Regions from separate parts of the Homo sapiens genome. Here region 2 is linked to region 1. A link is a loop called in an ENCODE intact Hi-C map of the cell type or tissue named here. Cell type or tissue: PC-3. All regions are shown on one strand. Links, peaks and the distances in the headings refer to the core of each region. The heading gives the core; the rest is flanking DNA.

Region 1 (5,396 bases), core at 315-5,314:
GAATTGTGGTTAACTTTGGATTTCCCATTTTCCTCCTTTCTCTTTTAAGTTGTAGCTTAATATGCTTAAACCAAATGACACCTTCCTTTGCTACCATTCAATACTTTCCATAAAGCCCTTACAGAATTAATCACTCCCTCCTGTTTTCCCAAAGCACTTTGATTTCACTACTATAATAAGCTCTTTTCACTTTATATTATAATTAGTTATGCATGTGTCTGCATCCCATACAAAAGTGTTGGCTGTTTTGTGTCTTTGTTTCTTCAGCCTCTAATACAATGCCTGTGACATTGTATTGTACTGATTTAGTTTGAGATGCTCAGACTTCAAATTTAGACAGAATTTACCAGAGTATCCTGAACATATCATGAGAAAACAACATCTGGAACGTGAATTCTGTGCTTTCCTTCCTTTTAATGACTCTGAGCACAAAGCAGATGGAATCAACTGTTAATATGTTGCCCAATGTGATGAATGGCCTCAGCTGTGTCCATGGCTCCGTAATCTTCAGGCTGCTTCCCTGAATGTCTTGAATGTGTTAGGTGCTTAACAAATATTTGTGTGTTAAACGAGTTAATAAAAACAGTAGAAATAATGTTAATATTCAGTCACTGGATTTATTTCTGAATTTCTAATAACTGTATAGGGTCCCACCAAGATAGTTTTAACAACCCTTTCTAAGAGTTTGAGATCTACTTTCATCAAAAGCAATTTGGTATTCTGTCCTATAGGGCTAATACCCTATCTAAATTCTTAAAATAAAACCCAGTGGGAAAAAAAGTATATTTTACAAAAAGTTTTGCTAAAATACAAGGTGTATTGTGCAGTTTAGTTTGTCTTCAAGGGTGACTATTCAAGATTTAACGAGTGAGCCTTAATTTCACTGAAAGCGATGTGTATATCATCAGTTAAAACCACCTAATTGTTGCTTGTATGCCTGTTTCAGTCCAAGGGGAAAAATACAAACAAAAAGAAAAAGGAAAGAAAACAAATAACTTTCATGTTCTTGGAAACATTATTGAATAAATAAATTGTGTGCCTTGAGAATCTAGGCTATTCTGAGACATACTACTCCTCACCCATCTCTATTTGGGCTCACAAATATAATATGAGTAAGTAATTTTCATTTTATGGTAGTAATATGTGTTAGGCAATATGAAATACACTATTTCTCAAAGGATCACATTTAATGCCAAACAAATCCAAAGAATAAAATTCTAATTGTAGAATTTCAGTAATCATCCATCTATGTTGAGAGCCATGGGAGAAGGCAGCAGGGATGGGTTAGGGTAGAATAGACATATTGTAGGCTTCTCCAATTCCACATATAGCTACCTCTGAACAGAAGACAGGAGAAAGGTAATTACTGGGTCCAGAGCTTAAATCTAGCAGAAGATTTGGCTGTCCTCTCAGCAGAAGATACTAAAACCAACAAAATCTACAATCCTAGTTCTCTCTGAACAGTTTTATATTCACAAATCAAATGAAAATTTGGTGAATTTGAAAGAAAATTATTGATGAAGGAGACCTCAAAGTTTATACACAGAGGCAAACAAGAAAAATTGTGTTAAAAAGCATGTCATTTTAATGTTTACTTCTCTAAAACTAGTCATACCTTAGTCATTCAGAAAACCTCTCTGTCTTATAATAAATATCACCTTATAAACGTTTTCTCATATATCACCTTATCAGCACTGACTGATAAGAAATGTTGTTATCCTCATCCAAGAAAATCGGCGTGTATGTTAAGTTACATCTAGTTGGAACAAGTGAGTGCATGAGTTTAAAGCAGCTCACCCAGCCCCTTATCTTCTATTAGCTATTTTCTTCTTATAAACTCCAGGTATTTTTTTCCATCTATTTCATTTGATCGTAGCAATACACTCATCACTGGATCATTAGATATTTACATTATAAAATCATCTGATGTGTTTAATGGTGGGGAAAAAAACACACCTGACTTTCATCTTTTATTTCTGTATTAATTATAATACATAGAACTCTCAGAAGTAAATGCATCCCTGCTTCTCATCATCAGATAAAGACAGAAAACAGTTTATCTTTAGTTAATTGGTATGTAAAACTGTCCAAACTTTGCTTCATACTTTTAAGTTTTAAACTCTTATAAAATCATAAATAATCATAAACATTCATAGTCAGAAGACACCTCAAAACCTTCTATCCCTCATGTTAGACACAAGGAAACCAGGGCCAAGGAAGACATAGTTATCACTCAGCTCCTTATGACTTCTGACTTGATGCCCTCTGTAGAATATTTCACCCTGCTATAGAGACTTTTCTTAAAAAAAGAAAAGAAAAAAAAATCAGCTATTTTTCAAAACTGTCCAAGCCAGAATCTTAAGGCTATATTTACTTAGCTGGGTTGGGGTGTGGTGAATAATTAAGTTCAGCAGGAATGTGCTTCAAAATAAAAATAAAAACACAGTCCAGCCTCTTTGGCCCAAATCCTGAGACTTCAGAAAAGAAAATCCTTCTTGACTACCAACATTCACTAGAATTTGGAACGGTTTTCCACGCCTGATATAGGAGTCTATATGGTTGTTGCAGATTGGGATAATTTAGTCAGATAAATGGCTTTTTGTGTTTGATTTGTAACAATGTACTTATATCAATAAACAATCCCCAAGGAAGGATTTTAAGGAAAAATAAACAACTTTCCTATGCACAATATAAAAAATCATCTTTAAGTTTTCTTTTTAAAAATACTTTCATACTACCACCATTCTACCCTTACAGCATGTTTTAGATACAGTGTATTCTTCTAAGAAAATGAGGTTGAGGAGGGAATTCCTGTGATACCCAGCTGAGGCAAGCCTTATTTGTGTATGAGTGACGAAATAAAGAAAAATATGCCCTCTTGTGGCTTATTTGTTCTGGTTCACAATTAATCAACAGTACTCTATTATTTCCTGAAACCCAGACATACCTGTATTCCAAGTGGAATTAAACTATTTCTTTGTGCAGTAACTGGCAAGAGCAGGTCCATACAGACAGCAGGAAGGCATTCCAACACTTCTGCTTTGTTCAAGGTCATAAGCAGCTGCTTAGCCACAGTGAAATCAGTATCCCTGAAAAGGAAGATTTTCCAAAATAACCCATAAATTTATATAGATATTATCAAAATCCCTTCCAAATAAATGCATTAGATAGAGTTTCTTTGCTAAATATTGAGGTTTGTTTTGGATAGACTTAAACCATCAGTTTCCACAAATGGGAGAAAATTCATGATTTGCTTTTCTACTATATTTGTGCCTCTACTATTTCTTTGACTGTAAGACATGTTTATTTTTCCACTATGAAAAGTGAAGTGTATAATAAAGCATTTAAGATAATAGTGATTTTCATTCTTGCATATTTTTATCTCCTTTTGCCCTACTTTACTCAGAAATTAGGATGTAAAAAGTGTGTTACATATTGTGGGCTGCAGATATAATTAATTTTATAATATTACAAAAAATGCCCAACATGTTTTTCTAAAACAACAAAAATGAAAATGGGTTTAGTGGGGAACAGTTTCTGATCAAGAAAATGACTTTCATACAAAATGTCATTTAAGTAACTTAGTAACTAAGTGAATGTCAAAGGCTTAAAACAAGCCAGGTGGCTAAATTTTTAGTTCAACTCTATAATAATAACTATTATTATTTTTAGTATTATTATTATACAGACAATGAAACTTAAAGTTAAGCGACTTAAAAATAAAATATTTACCATCTGACTGTAATTCCTTTGTTCATTAAGTGAGCTAGTAGGGCACTTCTAATCTTCACCCTTAATTTAGCAAGTTACTACCGAACTAGACCAAATTCTATCTTACTAATCAGAAAGAATAAATGCAACTTCTCAAAGTGCCCAATTTAACGTCGGAGCTACTGCTTTTCTAAGGCACACAGTAACATAGAATCATGTTGCTTTAAGCCTATTTAGTATAGTGAACATTTTGACCTTTGATGCACTGATGTACTTTCATTAGAATTATTTGGAAATAATATTCACGAAAGAGTTTAGGACTTTTAATTTCATTTTAATGTAGTGAATAATATTGTGTCATCATAATACCATTAACAAATTGTATTCTTTTTCTATTTGCCACTTCAATAAAATTACTTTTCCTTATATCAAGCAAAGTTTTACTTTCCAACTTTTATTCTTGAGTTTGTCAAAAAGAAAGTCTACATTAGGAGTCTATGATAACCCATTTATTTTTAAAAATCTCTACTTTTACTACATTTAAAACTTACAATTCTAAGAAAAGAAGATAATTACAAAAGATGATAACATAGCCGTTAACTTCTGGGTTTCAGTCCAGCATGTAAGGAGCTTAGCGGCCAGCACTTCATCCCAACAAGAAGTAAAAAAACTGAACAAAATGATGAATCAACAGTTCTTCTTGGATCGCTCAGAGAAATAAGCTCATGGGGCAAATTCTGTCCACCAAATGGGAGAGACAGACAGGGGGACACAGAATCACAATTTACCAGGACAAAAATCACAGGAACTTTCTTCAGGTGGGAAAACCTGCATGGAAATTCACAAGTTAATGGAGGCTTGGAGTGGACAAGTCTGAGATTAAAACACTCCAGGGAGACCCAAACAAAGGATGATCCCTACATTTTTGTGAGCTTTACATCCTGGAGCTGTAACTGGTCCTCACAAGAAGTATCAAGAAAAAAATGTCCCCTCTGCCTTTAGCAGGGAGAGAGAAAGAAAATAATCATTTAAAAATACTGTGGAATATTCTGTTCTCGTTGGCAAAGCTACCTTCAGCAGAAACTATATGACCAGCGTCTAACCTGCTGGGATTTTATCAGAGCCTAAGTAACATGGGAGAAGGGATATACTCAAAGCCAGCCTGCTTTAGCCTACCACTTTGCAAGTAGAAAATATTCAACTCCAGCCCTTTCTGGTCATCCTATCCCACATAATGGAGGGGGAAACAAAACAAAACAAAACTGAGAAGCAATGATGAAGTTCACAGTTCAGGGGCACAAGTTTAACAAAAGACTGGGACCTAACCATAGCACTGAAGGATACTTCCTCTTCTTCTGGATCTTACCACTACATTGCTAAAATTTTATGGCTGCAGTTCTTTTTATATAGTATATCATGCCCATCTTTCAACAATAACAACAAAAATTATAAACCATACTAAAGGAAAAAAAAAAAAACGCAGTTTAAAGAGACAGAGCAAGCATCAGAACCAGAGTCAGATATGGCAGGAATGTTGGAATTATCAGACTAGGTACTTTAAAAACCTGTGATCAGTATGCCAAGGGTTTAATGGAAAAAGTAGAAAGCCTGGTAGAGTGATTAATTTTTGTAGATAAGCTTTATACCATGCAACCTTGCTATAATGCTCATTAGTTCCAAGATAG
Region 2 (5,396 bases), core at 177-5,176, 190 kb after region 1:
TGGTTTTGATGTCATGAAAGAAAGTACATTTAACTGCTTTGATTAACTGACATAACTAAGAAAAACTCAACTTTATGACCGATTGGGAATCATCTTTGGTAGAAAGTTGGCCTATAATTACTTGTTTCTTATTTGTCTCTGGCTCTTTTTCTTTGGCTTTTACACTGCTGGTAGCATTTTTTAGCCTGCAGGGACATCAAGTTTTCAACATTCTACCAGTAAGGAGAAAAAATGCTCTTAAAGAGTCCTGATATTCAAAGGCTCTTATATAGAGTCCTTGGGATACTTTATGAGGTCACTGGTCCATACAATTGAGCTTCTAGTGAGACTAATAATAGAATTATAAGTAAAAATTGAGTATGAATACACTTTCTTTTCTTGGCTCTGTCTTGTGAGATATATATTTGGTATCCCTTTCTCCTATGTGGTTTCTATGGAAAAATAAGGTCTGAGGTTTTATTATTATTATTTTATTATTTTCTTAATAATGTAAGCATTCACCTCTCCCCTGAATGATCAGCAAAAACCGAGTGGAGGCCAACGACAACACCAAAATTCCTAAGCTGGCTTAGAGATTCTCTACTTATTTCTATCTTACATGCTGTTATTCATCATTTATCAGTAGAATTTGTATGGTCTAGAAGAAAAGGATTATGGTATAATCCCAGGGAAAATACACAAAAAGCTACCACTGTGTCTGTCTCTCTCTAGTTAGCATCCTAAGGTAAAACTTCAAGAAAGGCCCTAAAGAATAATATGTAATTTGGCCCAGCTTACAAAGGTAGAAACCCAAGTATGATTTAGAATCAAGTGCTGGGTAGAAACAAATATTTGCCTTGAGCATTGTCTTCAATGAAGGCAAAAACAATTCGGATTTTCATACTTTTCGATAATAGAATAAGTCTAAGACAGTGAGTCCCATAAGATATTGGATTACAAATCTTAGAATCACATTCCATGAGTACATTTTCCTCCCTCAATAAAATTCCATCAATCTATATTAAACCATTAAGACTCAAATGGTTTTAAAAATTGGCAAGTAAATAAAAGAGTCATAGGGTTTTATTGGACTTTAAGTCCACGCATTCCTTAAATTATACCATGGGCAAACATAAATTTACAATGTATCTGTCTTAACTTTGCCCCTATATTTTGTGAAGTGAAAACATTTCAATTTCAGGAGCTAAGCAATTACAGTGTCCAGTCACTTTGCAAATAAGTCTGCTTTGTCTGACCACCTGAATACACAAGTCCATCATTCTTAAAACGAAATCTTTGCCTCAACATTTCTTTTGTTGGCTTTATACTAGTTAGTTACTTTTTGTCAGCTCTTGTCTTGATATTCTCCTTTACTTTGGACACTTATTGCTTCCTCTAAGATTTGAATCTTACCCTGTCCTTATCAGTATTTCTTAAAACCTTAAAAATGTACCCTCAAAATCCTGTCGCATCACTGGAATCTTGATGCCTGCTGTTGGGCCCACTGACACTATTCACTTGTCTGGATCTTTGAAGCTTATTGGTCCTATGTCAGTGTTCCCTACTCATCTGTTAAAATGCTCACTAGTTGTCTTTGGCTGAATTTTGCCTATTATTACCAGTTGCTATTCTATCCAAATTCAGATCCTATTTGTCCAGCTGGACTGGCTATGGTGTATGAAATCACGAATCTTGGTTCAATGTTTAGTTCTGATACTGACCTAGCTGAATTTGTTAATGGTATTGAGCTTTATTTTCTTCACCTTCAATATGGGGACAGAGTTAAGCATCTATGATTTTATATCTAATTAATATAGAGAAAGGTGGTTATTGATATATAGAAATTATATAGATAAGTAGGTAACATTGATTCAACACTTACTGTATGAATAAGCACTGTAACAAGCTCTTTATTGAAATGATAATAATCTAGGGATTGCTATGATTTCCATCTAAGTGACTTGCTAAGATCTCAGACTTTCTTCTGAATCCAAGACATAATGACTATTATGACTTAGTTTATACTATTATTGTAAGAAATAGAGATAAAGCCCTTGGCATTGTCCCTGATATTTAAGCGGCAACTCCACCTGTCCTTGTGGCTGAGTTTAAAACAGACAGGAGTCCTGATATGGTTTGGCTGTGTCCCCACCCAAATCTCATCCTGAATTGTACTCCCATAATTCTCACATATTGTGGGAAGGAACTGGTGGGAGATAACTGAATCATGGGGGCGGTTTTCCTCACACTGTTCTCCTGGTAGTGAATATGTCTCATGAGATCTGATGGTTTTATCAGGGGTTTCTGCTTTTGCATCTTCCTTATTCTCTCTGCTTGCTGCCATCCATGTAAGATGGAACTTGCCCCTCCTTGCCTTTCACCATAATTGTGAGGCTTCCCCAGACACATGGAACTGTAAGTCCAATTAAATCTCTTTCTATTGTAAATTGCCCAGTCTTGCATATGTCTTTATCAGCAGCATGAAAATGGACTAATACAAGTCCTGTCATTCTCTGAGTGTGTAATATTCACGCCTAGTCTCTCTGGCCTAAGTTAACATACGTGCTGCAAAGCTATCACCAACTAATGTTGCTTCCCTTGTGCTGCAGCTGTAACTTCTTTACATTTTATTTATATCCCAGTTGATTACTTCCTATTTTGTACCCAATTATTTCTTTAACAAATCGTAAAGATATTTTTTGAAAATCCACTACAATATGTATATTGCAGACACAATTCTGTTTTGGGTAATTGTTTTAACCAATAGTAAATTTTTTAAACTGAAGTAAAACATAATGTAACTGAACTAAAATTAATGTGAACTATAAGATAAATTAAATGAATTGACTGTATCTTGCCTGAGCTACGTGACTGTCTATAGAATACCTACTACATGGAATGATGTTTGTTGCTAACAATTAGTACATAGAAAGTTCTTAAATTGTTTTTGAAAGTCAATTTGTCTGAAGACCTTGGAACAAAATGACATATAATTGACTGACCACCCTAGTTGGTGCTTTTGGAACTTAATTCTATCACTATTAGATATAGAGGAAGCAATTTGCTTAAATTCTTACTAAATAGAAATATTGGTACCGAAAACTGTAAAGCATCTGAGCATTTACCCTAAGTCATTGTTGACAAGTTAGTTTCATGGATGCTGGCAAAAGGCATAAGACTCCTGGTCACATATTACTCATTGCACAGCAAATAGTATGAACTTTATGTTTGTTTTGGCTCCCACCACTCTGCATGTCCTACAGGGGTGACACAAATAGGTGTAGGTGGATGTCTCATAGGTAGTAGGTTGGTGTCACAGTTGAGAAATGCCAAGCTTAGAGAACCTGAGTCTTTTATAATGAATTGCAAACCTGACTGATCTTGGCCTTTGAAGGGGATGTTACCTTCATTATATTTGACAATACAATAAAAGAAAAGGGGGGAAACACTCTTGGCTCGAGAGAGAGACACTTTTTCTCCCTTCCAAGGGAGTATAAGGCTCTTCACAGTATAAATATCTTTGACAAGATAGTCCAGGATACAGGCTATCAGTGCTTCTTGCAAGATGTATAGAAATGCAAAAGATTCGTGTAGAATTGTTGACACATTCTTTGATTTGATTCTAAGTTATGCTTTAATTAGAATTCAACAGTTCTAGCTGGTAACATCAAAAGTGAAGAAATTGATTCATCCTGGTTTTGGGGGCTCAACTCACATGGCTATTTCTCTGTATCCACAATAATATTTTATACTATTCTGAATAATTGATTCCAGAAAATATAATCATGCTTTGGTACTGTGAAGAGTCAATTTCATTTATAAAATAGTGGTGACGGTGCTACCAGATGAAGTCTGTGGCGATAACTACACCAGAATATTTCTGGTGATAGATATACCAAAATAGATAGAGAAAGAATCTATAGAACAAGACAAAATTTCAGTTTTTGTAGTTTTCATCCTTCGCATTAGTTCATTCACTCAACCTATATGCCAATTCTATATTTAAGATATGGCCAGCATAATTGTATGTATGCTAGAAATATTGTGGTGAATAAAACAGAAAAAAAGTTTCCATATTTTGGAATTTAGAACTTAGTGGCACAATCCATCTTTACCAGGTAAGTCATGACTATTTAAGAGAAACACAATGAGCAACTGCCTGGTAACTACCAATTAATGTTATATCCCCATTACTATGCAATTAATAATTAAGAAAGTCAATATTACGACCTTTGACACCCCAAAAAGATGAAAAAGGTAGTTTTTTTTTCCTACGAACTGATTCTCTTTCCTATTTTATACTTTACTTTTCTTCATAGTTGCTAATAGCCTATGTGTGGGTGTTTATCTTGTAAGTAAAACTTATTTATTTGCAAATGTTTATTTTCTACTATAATATAAGATGCACTAGAATATAAGAAATCAGGGATTTCTGTCTGTTTCATTCAGTGTTACATATAATATAAAAAGTTCTGACACAGAGTAAGTACTCAATAAATATTTGTTGACTAAATTAAATTGATGAATAAAATAGATTCCCAGGGAGCAAAGGGCTCCATAGATATTCCCAAAGGTAACTGGAGTTGAAGAAGAAAAGGTCTCCATTTGGTGTTAGATGTAGCATATCTTTGTATTAACAGAAAAAAAAAATCCTATGTGAAACTTTGTTGGAGGCTGGAATTAAAGTATAATCGGGGTTGGAATTAAAGTATAATTCCTTTAATACTGAATATATATGAAAACAAGAAAGTATAGTTTATTACTTTTAATGGAAATATGTTTATACCCTCCATTCTAATGTGGTCTGGTGAAAAATGGTTTCATATATAAAAGTGATCATGAAACTTCTTTTGAACAGAAAACAGATCTAAAATTCAGCCAGACATAAAGAAACAAGATATTTTCTTGAAATATGACTTGGGATGAAAAGACCAGGGCAATCTCTCCATATTTAGTTTTAAATCTCAATGGAAGGCAATTAATTTAAGGTGTATGAAAGGATAATTCTATAAACATGTTTAATGAAGACTTTCCTATGCCAAGGATGGTGATTATACCAATTGCAAATGATAGATTTATGTTTTTAGCTTTTCCCTCACATATGCCAGCTGGCCTGGAATAGAAGAATTTGAGTTAAAATACATTTCACTATTGTGCTAAAAATATCATTTTGACTTGAAACTTAGGCCTGAGATAATAGTCTTACTTGTAATGCGTACCTTTAGAGATAATATTTTAGACAGTTGCAAAATAGGACAAAAGAGATGACCCTTTAAAAAACATATAATGAATTCTTGACATTTCTGTAGTTTGGCTAAATCCAGTGTAAAAATGGTTTCAGGAAGTGAGATGTTTTATATAGTTTCATTTTATAAATAAGAATATGTGTGTTCTTTTAGTTTAAAGAGCCCCAAATG

The links. Peaks named below come from ENCODE experiments on the same cell type or tissue, not always from the same donor. Only the 100,000 strongest peaks of a DNase experiment are listed, where the experiment ranks them.
Region 2: it touches region 1 in a loop (5-fold over the local background); 1 of 110 quality-filtered maps calls a loop at or near these places.

The regions. Positions count from the first base shown.
Region 1 is chr7:85,188,700-85,194,095 of GRCh38, forward strand. It overlaps a transcript of SEMA3D not described here. Among named protein-coding and RNA genes, the nearest start is that of SEMA3D, 4.3 kb to the left of the region's middle. In PC-3, for the core only: a CTCF peak has its summit at 2,862 (motif pointing left); no DNase peak of the experiment used is centred there.
Region 2 is chr7:85,383,445-85,388,840 of GRCh38, forward strand. No RefSeq gene overlaps it. Among named protein-coding and RNA genes, the nearest start is that of LINC00972, 35 kb to the right of the region's middle. In PC-3, for the core only: no CTCF peak of the experiment used is centred there; a DNase peak (open chromatin) is centred at 3,207; H3K27ac peaks cover 1,202 bases.